Regions from separate parts of the Homo sapiens genome. Here regions 2, 3, 4 and 5 are each linked to region 1. A link is a contact called in ENCODE Hi-C or POLR2A ChIA-PET data. All regions are on one chromosome and are shown on one strand. Each heading gives the region's core, a stretch centred on a gene start or an enhancer-like site at or near the end of the contact. The rest is flanking DNA. Distances are from core to core; before and after follow the strand shown.

The links. Hi-C counts contacts between places; a loop is a spot of excess contacts on that map. ChIA-PET counts read pairs that join two places held with the same protein, here RNA polymerase II (POLR2A). Pooled maps may share reads with other maps.
Region 2: a loop to region 1 is called in a pooled map, with 2.3 times the contacts of the local background. The contact joins the promoter of PDE4A here to the promoter of SWSAP1 in region 1. A Hi-C loop is called at or near these places in 1 of 168 maps with a recorded cell type or tissue (CD8-positive, alpha-beta T cell) and 5 of 50 pooled maps. POLR2A ChIA-PET finds 5 or more read pairs at or near these places in 3 of 52 experiments (GM10248, activated T-cell and activated naive CD4-positive, alpha-beta T cell).
Region 3: a map with no recorded cell type shows a loop between it and region 1 (8-fold over the local background). The contact joins the promoter of ZNF136 here to the promoter of SWSAP1 in region 1. A Hi-C loop is called at or near these places in 1 of 37 single-sample maps with no recorded cell type and 3 of 50 pooled maps. POLR2A ChIA-PET finds 5 or more read pairs at or near these places in 1 of 52 experiments (activated CD4-positive, alpha-beta T cell).
Region 4: a loop to region 1 is called in a pooled map, with 14 times the contacts of the local background. The contact joins the promoter of ILF3-DT here to the promoter of SWSAP1 in region 1. A Hi-C loop is called at or near these places in 1 of 168 maps with a recorded cell type or tissue (CD8-positive, alpha-beta T cell), 1 of 37 single-sample maps with no recorded cell type and 7 of 50 pooled maps. POLR2A ChIA-PET finds 5 or more read pairs at or near these places in 2 of 52 experiments (MCF 10A and PC-9).
Region 5: a loop to region 1 is called in a map of CD8-positive, alpha-beta T cell, with 18 times the contacts of the local background. The contact joins the promoter of DNM2 here to the promoter of SWSAP1 in region 1. A Hi-C loop is called at or near these places in 1 of 168 maps with a recorded cell type or tissue (CD8-positive, alpha-beta T cell), 1 of 37 single-sample maps with no recorded cell type and 9 of 50 pooled maps.

The regions. Positions count from the first base shown.
Region 1 is chr19:11,372,567-11,376,577 of GRCh38, reverse strand. It overlaps SWSAP1 (SWIM-type zinc finger 7 associated protein 1), which reads right to left and starts at 1,912. Exons shown (of 2, transcript NM_175871.4): 1 at 1,649-1,912; 2 at 409-1,065. The coding sequence starts at 1,897. The coding sequence ends at 562. RefSeq lists enhancers at 1,183-1,232, 1,253-1,332, 1,563-1,612, 1,833-1,902 and a silencer at 2,003-2,082.
Region 2 is chr19:10,418,458-10,422,468 of GRCh38, reverse strand. It overlaps PDE4A (phosphodiesterase 4A), which reads right to left and starts at 1,931. Exons shown (of 15, transcript NM_001111307.2): 1 at 1,385-1,931. The coding sequence starts at 1,704. RefSeq lists enhancers at 889-1,078, 2,259-3,138 and silencers at 1,289-1,338, 1,569-2,038.
Region 3 is chr19:12,161,028-12,165,038 of GRCh38, reverse strand. It overlaps ZNF136 (zinc finger protein 136), which reads right to left and starts at 1,943. Exons shown (of 4, transcript NM_003437.5): 1 at 1,833-1,943. The coding sequence starts at 1,835. RefSeq lists enhancers at 1,843-2,002, 2,013-2,102.
Region 4 is chr19:10,652,203-10,656,213 of GRCh38, reverse strand. ILF3-DT (ILF3 divergent transcript) reads left to right here and starts at 2,342. Exons shown (of 1, transcript NR_024333.1): 1 at 2,342-4,011. It overlaps ILF3 (interleukin enhancer binding factor 3), which reads right to left and starts at 1,868. Exons shown (of 20, transcript NM_017620.3): 1 at 1,727-1,868. RefSeq lists silencers at 1,541-1,700, 1,781-2,020 and enhancers at 2,111-2,580, 2,821-2,990, 2,856-3,357, 3,358-3,860.
Region 5 is chr19:10,716,427-10,720,437 of GRCh38, reverse strand. It overlaps DNM2 (dynamin 2), which reads right to left and starts at 2,359. Exons shown (of 21, transcript NM_001005361.3): 1 at 2,035-2,359. The coding sequence starts at 2,195. MIR638 (microRNA 638) reads right to left here and starts at 2,034; the gene lies at 1,935-2,034. RefSeq lists enhancers at 1,201-1,340, 2,781-2,900, 3,091-3,280 and a silencer at 1,831-2,500.

The DNA of each region.
Region 1 (4,011 bases), core at 663-3,162:
AATGTAGATGAATCTTAGTAACAACGTTGAGTGCAAAAAGAAGGAAGTCTCAAACTTTTTTTTTTTTTTTTTTTTGAGATGGAGTCTCGCTTTGTCACCCAGGCTGGAGTGTAGTGGCACAATCTCGGCTCACTGCAACCTCCGCTTCCTGGGTTCAAGCAATTCTCCTGCCTAAGCCTCCTGAGTAGCTGAGACTACAGGCACCTGCCACCACACCCAGCTAATTTTTTTTGTACTTTTAGTTGATACAGGGTTTCATCATGTTGGGCAGGCTGGTCTCCAACTCCTGACCTCTGGTGATCTGACCGCCTCAGCCTCCCAAAGTGCTGGGATTACAGGCGTGAGCCACCACGCCTGGCCTGAAGCTCTTTTTATAAAGTTTAAAGCAATGAAACTATAAACAACATATTGATTGGGTAAAATATATACAAGATAATGCTATACTTTTAAAAGAGAAAAAGCACTTTACATTGTTTAGGTCTTTGGATCTGCATATGTCCCTGAGGTAAGTATTCCAGCCATGGGAAACTGAAGCACAGAGAGGTAGTCACCCACCAAAGCTCAGGGCTGGCCTCCAGAGCTTGAACCCTTGCCTGAGCTGGGGTCACCAGCCTGGGTGGGCCACGGAGCGATCATCATTTCTCCATCTGATCGGAAAGTCACCCACCACTCTGTTCTGGGGCCCAGCCCGCCTGGCTCCAGGCAGGCTCGGAGGCCGTGCTCTCCTGGACCTGGTGCATCTGGCTGCAGCCAGCACTGGGCAGGAAAATACCGCTGGAGCAGTGCCAGGTGCAGGACGTCCCCACTACCTGCTTCCTCCTGGGTCTGGAGGGCCACCATGAGCCCACAATCCCGGCCAGGCCCAAGCCGGTGGCTGAAGTGGGCAGCTGTGTCTAGAAGTAAGGCAATGAGGTAGGCGGCTTCCTGGGGCTCTGGGTCTTCCGCTAGGTACTCTTCTAGGCCGTCGAGCAGCAGAAGGGAGGGGGCTGGCCCCGGGGCCTCATGGGCAGAGCACAGGAGCCGGAAAAGCTCTCGGGTTGAGGGTGGGTACTGGAAGCGGATCTTCTAGAAGGAGAAACAGAAGGAAAGGGCCGGATTCAGCACAGGAAGCCAGACTCCTTAAAAGTAACCCTGCCTCCTTGCATACTTTCCTTGGTTCCAGGATGAACCAGTTCAGAGCTGTTAAATATTCTTATATTCGCCCGTTTTTCCAGCACTCATCACTGCCGAGTATTAGTTGAGGGCAAGCCATTTTTGCTTGTTTGTTTTTGGCCAAATCTCTAGCGCAATTTTTCCACGGAAAACCCTCCCCCAGCATTCTCGGTCTGACCCCATCCTTGACACTAACAGGAACCAACTCAGGTCCAGAATGGACCCAAGCTTAGCCCCGCCCCTTGATGGGCCGGACTTCAATCTCTGGGCACCGCCTCTTGCTAACACCGCCCATCATTGGATGGGCTCTCACTTCAATCTTAACTAAGCTCCGCGTGGTGCCACTCCTCACTCCGCCTGCCTGACTCCGCCCCATCGTGGCTGCCCTGGCTCGCTCTTCCACCGTCCTCTCCATTGGCTTGTCTACCTGTTACTCAATATCCCGGATCTACTCCACCATTGGCTAGAACGCCTCTGCTCCCACCCCCACGGTTACCTGGAGTCGCATTGGGTCTAGAGTCGTTCCGGTCCCGCGGGGCATGCTTTGAAGAGGCCTTCGTGTCAGGAAGAGGACTGGGCCTTGGCCCTCCCCCGCCGCCTCTAGGGCCGCAGCAAATAGCAGCGCTGTTTTTCCAGATCCTGGTGTACCGAGCAGCAGCAAAGGCGGTCCGGCGGCAGGCATGTTCTCCTCCCCGGACCAGGCCGCACCGCCCCTGGTTAGCACCCGCCTCAGCGTCTCCGCCATTCGCCGCGTAGCTCTGACCAATCGGTGGCTCGTTCCCAGCCTTAGTCCCGCCCAAGCCGTGGCCGCATCGGTACAGTTCACTTAGTTTCTCTATTGGTCTAGGAATCTGTCCATCAAAACTCGATTCCTCAGGTGAATGGGCAAATGGTTAGAACCTATGCGGAGGAATGGGTGCATTCGAGGGAAATAAGACCCTTCCCTGAGGGAGGCTGCTGGGGGAACCAGCACGAATACTATTATTGTCAGCTAATCAGACAAATATAAGGGTTGAAAGTTGGAGGAGTAGACCAGAATGAGTGACATATTATTTAAAGGCTCCTAGCCTCAGTTTGCCCTGCTGTAAAATGGGGCTTATGATATCTCAGAGGAGTATTGTGATCGGCATGTATTTGTGTGTGGTTTTGCTGATGTCATCCAATGACAACTGAGAGTTTTGGAGAGGGGGATGAGCTGTGTGCTTGTCTTTCTGTGCACCTGAGTATGGGCCGGAGTGTGTGTCTGGGGACACAGGCTCGTGGACAAAACATCAACGGCCATCCCCGAAAGTCTGTGAGATGAAGCCTCTCAACTTACTTCCTCACTGGCTAAGGGGTTCTGTGGGGCCGCCTTTGTGGTACGGGGGGAAGGCAGGACCGCAGGACAAAGAAGGAAGCAGGAGAGATAAAGAGACAGGAGCTGGAAGACTGAAGGAGAGATACAGCAGGGACATTGTCTTGTTCACTTCTGTTCTCCAGTACCGAGAATAGCACCTAGCACATTTGTAGGTTCTCAAATACGTGCTCGTTAAGACAATGAAGGAAGGGAGGTGGGATTGATGAGAAACAGGGAGAAAGGGAGGAACAAAGTGAATGATCGTGATCCCTGGCTGGATCTTCTCACCCAGACTTCGCCCCAGAGCTGCCACTCACGCCTGTGTTGCCCTGGCAACCTTGTCTCCTGGTAACTCCAAAGTGGTGCCGTTGCCTGGAGACCCAGGGGCAGGGAGAAAGTGAGATTTCCTGGGCTTTCTCTCTCCCTCTGGGACCAGAAAACAGCTCCACGACATCCCCCAACACACCCACTCACACAGCTGGGCTCACTCACACCCCTCTACACACACACACACACACACACACACACCATGGCATCTCTGAATATATTCTACTTTCAGAATCCCCATCATCCACATGCTCCAACCTTGCCCTATCCTGACACAAAGCATCCCATACAAACTCTGTCCCACATTCATCCCCCACACCCTTTCTCTTGCAAAACACGCAACTATGACATTGCCACTACACACACAGACACACACAGTGAAGCACACCGATACACTGCGCTGTCAAACACGCCACCTCAGCCCCCATCCCCCAGCAGATATACAACGCATGATTCACCTCACATTTCAACACTCCAAATGCACATACAGGCCAGGTGTGGTGGCTTATGTCTGTAGTCCCAGTGCTTTGGGAGGCCAAGGCAAGAGGATTGCCTGAGGCCAAGAGTTCAAGACCAGCCTGGGCAATGTAGGGAGACCCCCATCTCTACAAAATACTTCAAAATTAGCCAGGTGTTGGCCGGGCGCGGTGGCTCACGCCTGTAATCCCAGCACTTTGGGAGGCCGAGGTGGGCAGATCACAAGGTCAGGAGATCAAGACCATCCTGGCTAACACGGTGAAACCCAGCCTCTACTAAAAATAGAAAAAAAAATTAGCCAGGCATGGTGGCAGGCGCCTGTAGTCTCAGCTGCTTGGGAGGCTGAGGCAGAAGAATGGCGTGAACCCGGGAGATGGAGCTTGCAGTGAGCCGAGATCGCGCCACTGCACTCCAGCCTGGGCGACAGAGCGAGACTCTGTCTCAAAAAAAAAAAAAAAAATTTAGCCAGGTGTGGTGGCGTGCACCTGTAGTCCCAGCTCCTTGGGAGTCTGAGGCAGGAGGATTGCTTGAGCCCAAGGAAGTCAAAGCTGCAGTGAGCAGTGATTGTGCCACTGCACTCCAGCCTGGGCAACATAGCGAGACCCTATCTCAACAAAAACAAACAAAAATGCACAAATACTCAGTAGTGACACCCACATCACAGAGTCCAGCACAGTTACATACATGGGAGCATGCTGAATACAGCCTCACCACAAGTC
Region 2 (4,011 bases), core at 682-3,181, 950 kb after region 1:
ACAAGCAATCAGACCCTGGAGCACCATCAGAGGAGGAACAATAACTAAGAACACCAGGTGGTTAGAGGACACCAGTTCTTAGGATACACCAGGCAGAGGGAACACAGACCACATGTCAGAGCACCGACGCTCAGACGTGAGCACCTGGTGAAGACTAACACACAGCCACTGTGTTTCAATCACAGTGTCCAAGGAGCACAGACTGTTCCACGAACTCAATCACATTGTTCCCCAAGTGTAAACACCCCAGTGCCACAATCACTGCATGCCAGAAATGACACTGTCACAATCACATTGTCCCTAGACCACCAACACCATTGCACAATCACTGTCCTAGGAGCAGAAACAGTCACTCTATCCCAATCACTGCATCCCATGAGGCCACAGTCACCCTGTGACAGTCACAGCATTCTTGGAGCACACACAGTCACTGTCGCAAACCCTGTCCCAGAAACACACAGTCACACTACCCTGGAAATACACAGTCACACTGTCACAATTACACTGTCCCTGGAGGACACAGAGTCATCGTGTCACCATCACAAGACCCCAGAAGCTCACACAGAGCACACAACTGAGGTAGCCACAGCTGGTCATACCCGGACAGCTGGAGCAAACGGAGGTCAATCGGAGAATACCCTCAGAGGAGACCAAGCTCAACACACATGCACCCTCACTATGCTGTCACCTCTGCAGTCAGGGACTCCTTCCCTCTGTGCTGGGACTGCGCCCCCCCTCCACTGTTTCCTGCCTCTGAACAGCTACTTAACGCTAACACTCTTGCCCTGAGAGGGGAACTCCAATCTAACGCAAGGCTCCCAAAACAGTGCTCCCCCAAGAGGCACCCTCTGGATTTCTGACCCCAGCTGCTGCAGGAGGAGTCCACTAACATCCCCGCAATAGAGTCCTCCATCCCCTAGAAGGACCCTGAGAGCACCCCACCCTGAAGTAAAGATCCTGGTCCTAGCAGGCACCCCCTTATGGAGTGCTCCAAGAGTACCCCAAACACTGCGAATCTAGCCCTCAGTATAGTGCCCCCAGGAAGGTCCCTCCAAGTGGTTCCCAGCTTAGCAGCTGTTCTGCACTGTCACCAAGAATACAGACCCCTAAGTGTGCAGCCCCCTTCCCCAACCCAGACCTCGTTAACACCACGCGCAGCGTGGCGCCCCCTAAATGGACCCCAGGATGGGCTTCAGCAGGAAGCCTCCCGTAGAGCGCACAACCAGGGGCCAGGTCCCAGACGCCCCCGCAGCCGAATTCCCTCCGCCCCCGCCAGCCAAACCGACCCCACCCGCATCCTAGCGCCCCCTGCGGCCGGCAGCTCGAGTTGCCTCCTCCCTGCGCGCCCATCCGTTCCGCGCGCATCCGCCGCGGGGAGTCTTACCGCCTGCTGCTGCCTCCGCCCGCGCCGCCGCTGCCGGTGCCAGTGCCATGGAAGGACGAGGGCCAGGACATGCGGGTCGTGCGCAGGCCGGGCCGGTCGCTGGTGTCCATGGCATCGGCGCGCTCTATGGGCCGGTGCGGCTGCCGCTCCCGCTCGGCGCGCTCCGCGCTGTCGGAGTAGCCGCGCTGCTGGATACGGATGGGGGTCCGAGGCTGCCGCCACAGGTGCTGCGGGGGAGGCTTCAGGGTGGCCTGGCCCTCCCGGGGCCCGGGCAGTGACAGAGACAGGCTCCTTTCCGAGGGGACGGTCGGGGGTTCCATGGCGCCGGCCCCCACTTGCGCCCCAGGGGGCCCTGGCCCTTCCAACCTACACCCCGCTCAGCTGCGCGCAAGCCAGCGAGCCCAGGGCCCCGCGGGTGCGCCCGGCCGCGGTAGGGCCATGGCGCCCCGGGGACAGACCCGGGGGCGCTGCGGGCCAATCGCCCCCGGGCCGGGCTCTGCAGCTTCCTTTCGGCGCCTGGAGCTCTGCTCAGTGCCCGGCGGCGCTCTCCGCGCTCCGCGCTCCGCGTTCCGCGGCCCGCTCGGCGCCAGCCCCGGCTCCTCCGCCCCGTCCCGCCCCTCCCCGCCCCCCGCCCGCCGCGGCTGTCAGCGCCGCCCCCCTCCTCCTCCGTCCGGGCCAGCGGGGGGCAGCTACCTAAGGAGGGGGGCCCTTCCCGCCCACGCAGATCCCCGCTCCGGGCTGGGAGGGGGCGCTGGAACTCGTCTGTCTTCAAAGCACCCTGCTTGGCCGCGGCGCGCACAGGCACGAAGGAGTTAAACGGTTAATCCGATCTGGAAGCAGACACCGGACTGGTTGCCAGAGTGTCAGTCAGTCGGTCCATCATGGCGAGGGCGGAGTCCGGTGTTGGCGTGTCCTCGCCGCTACCCCTGGCGGGGGGCAGTTTTTGAGGAGTGGTCCTAGTGCCACCGGCGCGGTACCTGCAGCGGGCGGCGGCAGAGTGTGTGGGATCTCCTGTCTGTGCGTCGGAGGATAGTGATGGTGCGGGCCCGGGGCGGGATGTGCGCGCACGTGGCCTCTTCCGAGGGTTGTCTGTGTTTTCAGTGTCGGCTGGAAGTGTGTGTGCGCACGTGGTTGGCTGCTGTTGTCTGCCCGTTTCTCTGGATTTGGCTGTGTGTATAACTGTGTGTGTCTGTGGGTGAAGGATGTGTGCGCACATGTGCTACCTATTTGGAGGATGTGCATCCCTACGTGGTCTTTTTTCAGGTGGCCTGGGGACTGTGAATGTGTTCTCAAGCGCTTGGATGCGTTTGTGGTCGGTGTGTGCTTGCGGAGTTGTGCACGCGATTCGGCCTCTGTCGTCTGACTGTAGTGTCGGAGGACGTCTATGTATGTTAGTGTGTGCGTGTGCGTGAGTGTATGTGTGTGGTCGGCCTGGGGCCTCTGGGGTGTTTCTGGGGTGTGTCCCATTGGTTCCCTTGTGGCTCCAGGAAGACACCCTGTGGCGGATACCGCAGCTGCCGGCCCACCGCTCTATACATCGCTGCCTCTTCTAAAGCGCTTCTGCCAGAGGTAAACTGAGGAAGGTCCCAGGTAGCCGCGGAGCGCACCCCCGTGCCCTTTTCAGGCGAGTAAACAGGCGAGCCTCCTCCCTGCGGCCCCCGCCAGCAGAGCCCCCCTTCCGGCACCTAAATCGGGAGTCGCCGTGACTCACGCTCCCGCCTCCCCCAGCGCCGCGCCGAGCGAGCAAGCAGAGAGCGAGCGGGATCCGAGTGCGCCCCCATCCCCCTCAACCCCCCCAAGGATGGCTGCTGGGCGGGGGGAGTGCACGCGCCCGCGTGTCCCACCGCCCCCCCCCCCCACGCCGATAAGAGCTCGAACGCGAAACTGCTCTGCTGCGGGACCCGGGGACCAGACCCCTGCCCCCGTGCGCCCCCTGTCACGGGCTCCCCAGGGCACGCGATGCCGTTTGCCACCGCCCTCCCCCCGCGCCCTTCTCCTTATTTGAAAAAAAAAAAAAAAAAAAAAAAAGACTGCCGGTCTTCAACCCCCACAGCCACTTTTCTCCCCGCCAGAGGGGGCTCCCGGCGTGGGCGAACGCCGAGCAAAAACCGGCCCCCCCATCAGCAGCCGCCGGGTATTCCAAGGGCCAAAACTGTGTTCCCCACTTCTCTCAGGAACACCCCCCCCATTACACACTCAAAACGGCTTCTAGGGAATTTGCAGGGGCTGTGAGTTCTCCCCAGATCATATTTGAGAGTCCTGGGCTGGGCCAAATTCTTGGCGGGGTATGCTGTAACGTTGGTTAGAGATCTGGAAGCGGGTGGGAGTGCGTAATGTGAGGTGGGTGGGGGTGTCAGGACACAGCTGGGGTTGCAGAAGAAGGAGGAAACGAGGAGCGGTGGCCTGAGCTGGGGGATAAACTGATCTGGACCTGAGGCTAGTGGGATGGGCGTGGAGAGGTATAATTAAGCAGCTCCAGGGGCGAGAGACAGTCACTTGCTCTCCCTATCTGGAAATGAACCATTGGACCATGACGGAAACAGAGACCCTGGAACCCTCCAATTGAGTAGATGGGGGTGGGGGTGGATTGGAACTGCCGAAAGCGGTGACCAGAGGAGGGCATGGGG
Region 3 (4,011 bases), core at 694-3,193, 790 kb before region 1:
TGTCTGAAAAAGGGGGACAGGATGTGGGCTGATACAAAGTTGTTTGTCAGGAATTCTCACTGATTTACAGAAGTAACATTGATAAGCGCGTGGCTATGCACTGTTAAGCTATAGGGTGTGGGTTCCAGGGTCCCGTGTTGCATTAGTAAGTTGATTATACCTACTTGTGGCAATAGCAGTTTCAAAAGATGAATTCATAGCTTCAGGGAGTTAGAAGGTGATTGCTGTATCACTTGAATGTCTCTATGTGCCCGTTCATTTAAAAGGACCCACATTTATCAGACGAAAATTATTTTTTTGAGGCCGGGTACAGTTACGCCTGTAATCCCAGCACTCTGGGAGGCCAAGGCAGGCGGATCGCGAGGTCAGGAGATCAAGACCATCCTGGCTAACAAGGTGAAACTCCGTCTCTACTAAAAACACAAAAAATTAGCCGGGCGTGGTGGCATGCGCCTGTAGTCCCAGGTACTGGGGAGGCTGAGGCAGGAGAATCGCTTGAATCCGGGAGGCAGAGGTTGCAGTGAGCCGACATCACGCCACTGCACTCCAGCTTGGGCGACAGAGAGACTCCGTCTCAAAAAAAAAAAAAAAAAAAAAAAGTTATCTGGGAGTGGTGGCGCAAAACTGTGGTCCCAACTACAGGGGAGGCTGAGGCAGGAGAATCGCTTGAACCCAGAAGATGGAGGTTGCAGTGAGCCGAGATCACGTCACTGCACTCCAGCCTAGGCGACAGAGCGAGACTCTTTCAAAACACACAAAAAATTTTCTTTTCTCAATCCTCAATACCAGCATCTGATTGGCTGACCACCAGTGTGTCTCCAAAGGATGGAAACTGGGGTTGGGGGAGGAAAAGCTGAGTGCCCCCAGAGGTTGGCTATTTAGAAGCAGGGTATGCTAGATTTATCCTAGTCCCAGGGCATTCTCCCAGCCTTCTATTTCAACTGTCCTCTAGGAAGACTCACCCAAGACCCAATATTCACTAGATCCTCCAAGAGACTTGGCAGCTGTGGGCAGCTTGAGTCAGCCCCAGACAGTTTTGAAACCCAGAACCAGGAAAAAATAAATAGGAGGGGGCGCTGAAGGCATATCACCCTGTAAAGATTCCAAAGGGGAACCTCAACTCAAAGACATTCTGATGAGGTATCTGTGCATAGAGGAGACAAAAGGACAAGCACAAAGGTTTCTTACAGCGGAGTGTCAAGGCTATGAACAGAAAACAAACCTTGATGAAAGAGTAATCCATTGCTTTGTTGAAAAATAAACAATGAAAGCACAATATCTGAAATGTAGAATATAGGAGAAACGGTTGCTAATGTCGTGAATGGAAGGGGAGAGGTTGGCGTTTGGAAAAGCGAAAAGAGAACAGGAAATTTGGGGATTTACTGCAAGCCCTGGAAACAGCAGGCTGGGGGACAGAGTGAGGATTTGGGACCCTGCATCCCATACACTTAGAAAACTCAGGGAAAAACGGGTGTCCTCTGTGGAGAGAAAAGGAACTGGGAACCTCATACACCACAGCTCCTTCCACGCACAAGTCAGGATTTCCCCCACCCCATGACCCTCGCGTGGGCCCCGCACAATCTGAAGAGACTTGGGTCTTCGGGGCCGGGGCCGCAATCGCGGCACAGGGCGGGACGAGGACGCCCGGGGTCCCGGCTGCCGGCCCAGCCCCACCCTGAGGCCGAGGGTACCAAGGGCTGAGCTGCGCCAGAGGGACTCGGTACGCAGACCCAGAGTCGCCCACGGGAAGGCCCGGGCCGCGCCACAGCCAGTTCCGGTCGTCCAACCAGCCCCTCCTCCCTGTCTCGGGACGCAGGGCCCGACACACTCACCATTTCCTGACTCCCGGGTGTCCCAGCTTCCTCCCTCCGGATCCCAAGGCAGGTACAGGAAACCGCGCCACAGAGACTCCAGGCGAGCCACTCTGGGCCTCTGGGACTAGCGAAGCGAAACCAAGTACGGCAGACGCGAGAAATGAAAATCCCGCGAGAAGGTTGAACGTCTGCAGCTGCGTCCCCGACGGCGCGCCTGATTGGACCGATCGCAGAGCTCCTCCCCGGTGCCCCTGATTGGGTACAGCTTCGGGCTCTGCCCCCTGCATCTTGACAGATGTGAATGACAGGAGATGTGAAGCATAGATGAGTGAAGCGGGAATGAGGGGTCTTGGCCCCAGCCCTCAAACGCAGGGTGGACTTCTTCCCCTCGTCCCCTTCACTGTACTTGGTCTGCGGGGGATGGGGAGATGGGAGATACTTGCATTTTAGCAGAACTTAATCCGGGTTTACCAAAGGAGATACTTCCTGTACTCAGTGGGTCATTTCTTCATCTACCTCTTGCATGAGGAGTCACAGGTGTGCGCAGGGAGTTCCAGGCAGGACTGGAACAGAAGAAAGGGCGTGATATTCCCAGGGATCGGAAATTTGGGATGAGGATATGGGAAGCGTGCCCAAGGCTTTCTCATACCATACCTCTTTATCTCTCTCTATTTTTTACTTTATTTACTTATTTATTACTTTATTTACTTATTTATTACTTTATTTATTTATTTGAGACAGGGTCTAGCTCTGCCACCCAGGTTAGAGTGCAATGGCATGATCATAGCTCACTGCAGCCTCCATCTCCTGGGTTCAAGCGAACCTTCCGCTTCAGTCCCCTGAGTAGTAGAGACTACAGGTACATGCCACCAAGCCCGGCAAATTCTTTAATTTTTTGTAGAGACGGGATTTCGTTTGTTGTCCAGGCTGGTCTTGAACTCCTAGCCTCAAGTGAACCTCCCACTTTCGCCTCCCAAATCAATCTACTCATTTTCACCCAAGAAAATAAAAAACTGCCAACAAGTGAATAAAATTATTAAATACATGGAAAAACAAGTTCTATTTCCGTAATCTGTAAAGAAATCAAAAGGGAAGTAAAGCGAAAATTTGAACTAGCTCAGATAAGCAGGGCACTTCAGAACATTTAAAAAGGAAAAGATGAATTCAGAAGGTAGAACATATTCCCAAGCTTAAGAGTCAGTGACTGCTGAAGTGGAGCCACAGAGTACATTAGACCCTGATGATGAGGCAGGAAACCTAAGGATTTAACTCTGGGAGCTCAACATGCCCTCCTGTCACAGCATCACAATGTGGGAACGCTCCCTCCTTCAATACCTTAATAATTTACACCAGCAGAAAACTCTCACCTGTGGTCAATTTAGGCCCCTTGAAATTCCAACCTCTCTAGCTCATAAACCATTTCTCTGGAACGCTACCTAAATGAGTCTCTAAATATGATCTTTACATATTTTCTTCATATATACAAATTACAGCCTGACTGCAGCAACTCTATACATAGAAAAATCAAGGCCGGGCACAGTGGTTCATGCCTGTAATCCCCAACACTTTGAGAGGCCGAGGCGGGCGGATCACTTGAGGTCAGGAGTTCAAAACCAGCCTGGCCAAGATGGCGAAACCCCGTCTCTACTAAAATTACAAAAATTAGCCGGGCGCCTATAATCCCAGCTTCTGGGGAGGCTGAGGCACAAGAATCGCTTGAACCCGGGAGGTAGAGGTTCCAGTGAGCCGAGATCGCGCCACTGCACTCCAGCCTGGGTGACAGAGCAAGACTCCGTCTCAAAAAACAAAAAGTTTTCCGGAAAACTACCTTGGGAAACTAGAGGTACAACCTCAGAAAGGAGAGAAACCCGCACGTGCATTTGCCTGTGAAGTTCCTGCTTTCCAGGGCTCTGCAGCTTCTCAGAATCCACACTCCTGGAGCTGGAGCTGGAGCTGTTCGGAGCAGCTGGAGACTACCTACAGGGGAAGGCAGGCTGCCCAGGAAGCAATCGGGGGAGCTCCCTTTCCCTCCCTTTGCAGGCTCCAGATTAGTCTCAGTGTGGATCACCGGCCTCAGGCTATGCTGCCCCCTGCAAGTTTTCCACCTGCTTTTCACCCACATTGTTCAGTTCCACGAGGCAAACACCCTCAATCCCAGTGTTCGAAAGAGAATCCAGCAGAGTCCCTGCTTTCCTCC
Region 4 (4,011 bases), core at 1,093-3,592, 720 kb after region 1:
AAGGAGCCAAAGGAATTTTTGCCTAGAGGCACCAAACAAGTTCAATCAGAAAAACCACAAACAATTAGGCACCTCTCAGCTCCAGGAAGACTCGGCTAAGCTCCAGGAAGATAGGGAGAGTGATAAATAGCGCCCAGTGGCGGCAAGGCCAAGCCTGGCAGTCATTGCTAGCCTCCAATCTGAACTAAAGAATATTCCAGACAACACTGGGGCCTGCAGACTCCATTCACAAATCCCAGGGACCAAGAGCCACCCACATAAGCAAGGGGCCCCAGCACCACGGAACAGGGAGAGGAGCACCTGCCAATGTCCTGCGGCCTCCTCCTGCTTTCCAGCTGTGAATGAGGCCCTGGTTCCCACACTTCATTCACAGTCTGGGCGGCTACTGTAACTACATCCCACGAGACCACACACAAAGCATCACGCACAAGGGACAGTGGCAGCACTCTGAGCAATCCATGGAGATTCCCATCCACAAATACCTGAGGAAAAGAGAGCTTAAAGTCCTAAATTTGAATCCTAACTTCGGATGGCACCTCGCGATTCCATGTGGACCACAAATATGCCATCACACCACTCATTTTAAAGAGAGCAAAATCTTGAAAAAGATTCAGCAGCAGTGAATTACCGGAGTCCAGAAAAAGAAACCACTGAAACCGACGCTTCGTTGCTGATCCATGTCACCTAAGCAGCAACTGGCAAACAATGTTGGAAATGTGGAGAAGAGATCCCTCATTCTCCTCAAATTTGGCCACTGAACTGGGGGAGGAGCATGCAGACCGCCGTACACCCCAAATAATTCATCCAGGCGGTGAATTAACTGGGGCAGAACCTCATGAGTAACCTCGAGAATCTCAATCGTTCAACTACTTGAGAAAATAAAGGTAGAAATGGGTTTTAAGCATCCACGTTTCGGGGCCCAGGCTTGCACCCAAGTAGATTGCCGGTCTAGAGAAGGCAAATACTAACAATCTGGAAAAACATTCAACAATGAAAACAAACTAACTAAAGAAAAAGCTGAAACCCTCTCAAGTTTTGACCCTGATCTGAGAGAGGCCTGGCTGACCAGAGATTTGGAAACCCGACGAACCCACAAAGGCTTCCTCAGCAATCCGCGTGGGAAGGGGCTTCCAAGGAGGGGGTCCGCCTCTCCGCGACCTGTGAGGACAAAGGAGGCGACTTTTCCCGCCTCGGGAACCTGGGACTCTCCTGGAATCGGGGGCGGGACCGGGACAAAGAGGAGGAGGGGGTAGGGAAGGAGTGAGGAAGGGGGGTCGCCCCGCCGCGGAACTCGGGACCCGAGGGGGTGTGTGCTCCAAGCACGTGCGCGCGTCCCCAGGACCCCCGCAACAGACAAAAGCCCAGCCGCGGGGAGGCGGCAGCCGGGGGCCCGGTGCGCGCGCACCCCCCCGCGCGTGGCGCCGCCGCCGGCCGAGGGGCCGCGTGCGGGGGGGAGCGGCTGCGCGCGCACCGAGTCCTCGCCGCCGCCGCAGCCGCCATTTTGTTTCCTCCGCACAATGGAAGAGAGTTAACGGCCGAGCGCGGGAGCGAGGCCGGCAAGGGAGGAACGGGCCAGGCGCCGGGATGAGGGAACCGGGCGGAGGCGGCGAGCGTGGGATCCCTCCAGCCTTGTCACCGCGAACCCTCAGTGGGGATCTCACTGAGGGCGGGCGGGGGGAGGGGCAGAGGCGGGAGCGGGCCCGGCCGCCGCCACATTGACGCTTACCTTGTCGGCGTCCCCTTCTTCGACCGCAGCCGCCGCCGCCGCCCTCCTGCCACAGCCCGCCGGGGTCTGCCCCCAAAAGCCACGCGGTGCGCGCCGGGCTGCTGGGTCCAACTGCAATGGCGAGAAGAGGAGGAGGAGGAGTCCGGACCGGGGGCGAGCGGGCGGGCGGGCAGGCGCGCGCCGGGGAGGTGCGGGAACACGTGACCGGCTGAAGCCCCGCCCCCTTTGACGCCGCGTTGCGCCTCGACGCAGGCCCAACCCAAATGGGAGGGAGGGGCGAAAAGAGATAAGGGGGGGGCTGAGGGGGTGGGCGTGAGTTGCACGTGGTGCAAGCGGGAGTGTTTGCGTGCGTAGTCACGTGACTTCGGCACCTTTCCCTCCGCTTTCGATAGGTTGCTCCATCATGTGACAATGGCGAATTTCGCGGTTTCCTTCGCCATCTGACAACTTTTGGCGCCTTCCCTTTGCCGTACTGGGAGTCCTCCATCACGTGACGAGGGCACGCTCTGGTTTTCGCTAAGGCGTTTTTTGAGCGGCCATTACCACGTGATGCAAGGCAAGCGTCAGAGGCGGAGCCTCCCTACGGCTGCGACATTTTGCGCCTGCGCGGCCGCCATCTTACGCCCGTCGCCCTGAGTACGTTAGCGGAAATGGCTCCGAGAGGCTTTGACGCATGTGTACCTTTTTAGTGGCGGTATCTCGGCCGGGGATTTTCGGGCTCCAGTGGAGGTGGCTATGCTCACCCCATCTCCCTTGAGAGGCACAGAAGGTTAGAGATGTGTGCGAGGAACGGCCAGGTCCAGCGTCTCCTCGTTGCTGCCCCTTGAGCCCGGGACCGGCGCCAATGCGCGCCCGGGTTCTTGGGTTCTTTCGTCCCGCAGACCTGCCTTGGTGTGGCGTCCCTGGGCCGTAGCTTCCGAAGGCTGCAGCCGACCTGGTCGGGGTCCTCTAGCCCGCCTTCCCCTTCCCCCATTGACAGATGGAGAAACTGAGGCCCAGGCCAAAAAATATCTCACTAGAGGGCTCACCGCCATTTCCTGGAAAAATTGGGGCTGGGACTCAACGGACGCTCGTCCAGCAGCAGCGCGGAGCTCCGAAGTAAAGGCGCCCGTGACCGAGTGCTTTGTCCTTACAAGCGTGGTGTTCTTGAATGCTTCCAGGCGCCTTATGAGGCCCCCGATGTACAATCTGTGCTTAACTAAACCCCACTGTCTTCCAGGGTCAGGTTGGCCATCCGCAGGCGTAGTTGCTAGGAAGGTTTGACAGATGTCCGCCTGTTGATTCAGACGTTCCCAGGATTTGGAGCAAGAAGAGCAAGGAAGGCCAGGCGCGGTGGCTCACGTTTGTAATCCCAGCACTTTGGGAGGCCGAGGCGGGCGGATCACGAGGTCAGGAGTTCGAGACCAGCCTGGCCAGCATGGTGAAACCCCGTCTCTACTAAAAATACAAAAGAAAATTAGCCGGGTGTGGTGGCACATGCCTGTAGTCCCACCTACTTGGGAGGCTGAGGCAGGAGAATTGTTTGACCTGGCAGGCGGAGGTTGCAGTGAGCCGAGATTGCGCCACTGCACTCCAGTCTGGGCGACAGAGCGAGACTCTGTCTCAGAAAAAAAAAAGAGCAAGGAGGTGTTGAAAATGGGTTTCCTGGCTGGGCGTGGTGGCTCACGCTTGTAATCCCAGCACTTTGGGAAGCTGAGGTGGGCGGATCACTTGAGGTCAGGAGTTTGAGACCAGCCTGGCCAACATGGTGAAACACCGTCTCCACTAAAAATAGAAAAATTAACTGGGTGTGGTGGAGGGCGCCTGTAATCCCAGCTAATCAGGAAGCTGAGACAGGAGGATCGCTTGAACCCAGGAGGCGGAGGTTGCAGTGAGCCGAGATTGCTCCATTGCACTCCAGCCTGGGCGATAGAGTGAGACTCAGCCTCAAAAAAAAAAAAAAAAAAAAATTCGCCAGGTGTGGTGGTGTGCGCCTATAATCCCAGCTACTCAGGAGGCAGAGGCACAAGAATGGCTTGAATCACTTGAACCTGGGAGGCAGAGGTTACAATGAGCCGAGATGGCACCACTGCACTCCAGCCTGGGCGACAGAGCGAGACTCCGACTTCCCATCTTAAAAAAAAAAAAAAAAAAAAAAAAGAAGTGTAAAGATGTGATTATGTGGCAGGGGGTAAGGGTTAAAAAGAAAACAAGAACAAGTTTTCCTCTGCTTAGCCAGCTTACTTCAAGGACAGTTATAACACTGAAAAGTCGAGGCCAAAGGAATGGGCTCCAGACAGCCTCCT
Region 5 (4,011 bases), core at 1,110-3,609, 660 kb after region 1:
AGTTTGAGACCAGCCTGGCCAACATGGTGAAACCCCGTCTCTACTAAAAATACAAAAATTAGTTGGGCTTGGTGGTAGACGCCTGTAATCCCAGCTACTCGGGAGGCTGAGGCAGAAGAATGGCCTGAACCTGGGAGGCAGAGGTTGCAGTGAGCCAAGATTGCTCCACTGCACTCCAGACTGGATGACAGAGGGAGACTCTGTCTCAAAAAAAAAAAAAATAAATAAATAAATAAAATAAAATAAACTTGTTTAGGAGAGTCAACCAAGACTTAGAGAGGCCAAGACAACCTGTGCAAGGTCACAAGGCAAGTGAAAGAGACAGAGCTTTGCAAACACCCCCCACCCCCGTCCCAGAAGCCTGGGCAGGCAGGAAGATGGTCACTCAAAGGGGCCCACACCACAGTCCAGCCTGAGATCAGGCCAGGCCCAGCTGGCTGCAAGTCCACACCTTTCCACCACGGTAGACAGAAGGCAATGAGCTAGAGACAAGGTAGCAAAAGAGGAGATTTGTGCTGCTTGGAGCAAAGCCCCAAGGCTCTGGGATGGCAGACACAAGGCCTTACGCCAGCCTAGTGGCCTTGGGTGATCACAGTCCCTTCTGAGCCTCCCAGCTCAGCTAAGGTGGGGATGATAACACAGCCTCCACCCCACTCCTTACTTGGGATTCAAGATGTTGAATCAAGAAGGGACATTATCCCTTGACAATGATAACAACAATAACAATGACAATAATGACAGGAGGAGGATGTTATCATTTGGCAGCCACACCACCACAAATGAGTAGTTCCTGGAATGGAGAAGTGGCCGCCCATCTGGGAGACAAGAAAGGCAAGAGGGGTTGGTGGGAGGGAGAGGTGGCTGCACGGGCTGTTCTCATTCATTTGCTTCCTGAATCCTGGAAACAGCCCCAGAGAGTGGAGTTTGCCCACTGGACAGATGGGCACACCGCGGCTTCTCAAGGCTGTCCAGAGAAGGCTACATCCCAGCGCTAGCCACTGAGGCCTGATCACGCAAGAAGCCCCTTCCCAGGCTCCAAAGGAGGGCCCCCAATTTGTAGGCTGTAGCTGGGAGGCGGGCCCCTGTGTTCTAGCACTCGGAAAGGAATCCTGAAGTAAGGTACCCCCAGAGTCCTCCTTCCAGCTGAGAGGGGAAGTAGGGTCCAAACCTCCTCCTTCAGCTCTGTTCTCCCCTCTACCCTCCTACCACCCCTTTCCAGAGCCGTTGTGCCAGACACTCAGGGGTAGTCATGGGCAGACTAGGAGATGGCCAGACAGACAGAAGAATTCACACGGAAGAGAGGAGCCAGCGCTAGCCAGGAATCAAGCTGTAAGAGTCAGCCAGAGAGAATCAAACAGGGTCCCCTAGGAGTCAGCTAGCCAGTCAGACAGTAGAGGCCAGCTGGTGTCACCCAACAGAGGGACTGCTCAGTGTTAAAGTCTGTGAGGGGCACGGATGGGCGGCCAGACAGCAGAGGTCACCCTGGACAGCTAGCCAGACAGCAGGGGGCTGCCAGGTGGGACTGGACAGATGGACAACCAAATGGTGGTGGCAGGGAGGCTTGCCCAGGACAGAGAGACAGCCAACCAGACGGCGGGGGCAGCTCCAGATACAAGAACAAGCCAGCCAGACCGCAGCGGTCGCCCCAATAGATATCTAGATGGCCGGTTTCACCTCTGATGGACAGCCCGAAAGAGCAGAAGAGGGATCTACCCCAGACCCACGGCCAACCAGATGGCAGACTTCACCCACGAAAGCTGGGACCAGATGGACCGCAGGGTTCCAGCGCACCTCCTGTCCTACGGCGCCCTGGCCCGTGACACCGCCCCTGGGGCCCGGGCCTGCTCCGGAGCCCCTGCAGGGAGTCCTCTGCCCAGGGCGTCCCACAGGGCCCGCCTCCCCGACCCCGTCCGGTTCCCCGCCGCGGGCACGCAAGCGCCGCAGTTACGCCGGCGGCGCACGGCGCGCCATTCCCGGTCCGCCCTCCGCGCCCTAGGCCGCCACCCGCCCGCGATCCCTGCCGCGCCCGCTCACCGGCCCACGAAGTTCTCCAGCACCGAGCTCTTGCCGGCGCTCTGGCCGCCCACTACAGCGATCTGCGGCAGGTCCAGGTGGCAGCTCTGGCCGATGGAGCTGAAGGCGTCCTGCAGTTTGTTGACCAGCGGGATCAGCTCTTCCATCCCGCGGTTGCCCATGGCGCCGGCGGCCCCCGGCCCGAGCGCCCTGCGCTCCTCGCCCGCCGCCGACCCTCAACGACCTGGCCCCGCGGCGTCTGTAGCCGTTGCTCCCCGCCCGCCCGGGCCTCGGCAAGACGCCCGCTCCCGGCTCGGCCTCACGGTCGCCGCCTCATCCGGTTCTCAGGCGACACCCGACCCGAGCGACCTCCCGCCCCGGCCCCGGGGGCTGCGCCCAAAGCACTCGCGCCGCACGCGACTGGCCTGCTGCACCGCCACTCGGATACACTAGCCAATAAAAACTAGGCACGGGCCTATGGTTGAGTAAACCTTCCCCCTGGGGACCGTCTTGCTGACTTATTGGACAAAAGAACCGTCACTGTTGTGCAACAGCCAATAGCGGCAGAAAGCAAGTTGTCAAGAGAGGAAGGGGGTGTTTCCGAAAAAGGCACGTTGGCTCTGCCCATTGGCGAAGTTCCACCATCTTATTGGCAGGCAGACGTGCCAGTAGACAATGTGGACCAATGGTGTTGGGGATTGAGCTACTACCTCGTTCCCTAAGAATTTCCCATTGGTTCATATAAATATCACTTCGTTGCTCCAGCCAACCAGGCAAAAGAGGGCGGGCTTTAACATCCGAATCTTGACTATCATTGAGAACCATATCTGTCAATCAGAAAAACTCCCGTTCTTCCTTGTGATTGTTGGATGTCTGCAACAGCCTTCTGAAGTATAGGATAGATCCCACCGTACTCGCTCAAGGGCGACACCTCGTGGTGGGATCCGATGTCTCGATTTTTGAGTTTCCTGGCACTGGGGAAAACTACAAGTCCCAGAGCGCATCTCAGTTCCCAGACTGCAAACCAGCTCTGGGAGCAGGGTCCCAATGCGCTCTGCAAATGGTAGAGGCCAAGTCATTGCTTCCTAGGGATAGAACGCAATAAAATCACTCCTCCACGCCTTTGCAAATGCTGTGCCCTTTCTGCTCACGCCCGATCTTGACGCCGCTAACACTCCAATGTTTTCCCCCACTTCTTCAACTTTAGCAGATCATGAATCTTTTTTCTTTTCTTTTTTTTGAGGCGGGGTACTCACTCTGTCACCCAGGCTGGAGTGCAGTAGCGCGATCTTGGCTCACTGCAACCTCCGCCTCCCCGGTTCAACCAATTCTCCTGCCTCAGCCTCCCGAATAGCTGGGATTACAAGTGTGAGCCACCACGCCCAGCTAATTTTGTATTTTTAGTAGACGGGGTTTCACCATATTGGCCAGGCTGGTCTCGAACGCCTGGCCTCAAGTGATCCGCCCGTCTTGGCCTCCCAAAGTGTTGGAATTACAGGTGTGAGCCACCGCGTCTAGCTAATGAATCTTCTTTTCTTAGAAACTGGGTCCTTACTCTGTTGCCCAGGCTGGGGTGCAGTAGTGCACTCATAGCTCAATTCAACAAGCACCTGGGCTCAAACGATCCTCCCGCCTCAGCGTCCCGAGTAGCTGGAACCACAGACGTGCGCAACTATGCCCAGCTAATTATTTTTATTTTATTTTTTATAGAGACAGGGTCTTGCTGTGTTGTCCAGGCTGGTCTCAAACTCCTGCGCCCAAACGACCCTCACAGGCCGGCCTCCCAAAAGTGCTGGGATTACATGTGTGAACCCCCCCAACTGGCTTTAGATCTTTTTGAGTACCCACTAAAACTCAACAAATCCTCTCCCCGTGAAAAGACACGCTATTTTGTAGGCAAAATTGGGGTTCTGGGAACTGGAACTCCTGACAGTGGACAGAGACAAATAGGAGGATTTGAAGTGTTTTGACCCCTCTGGAGACAAATAGGCCAGAGAC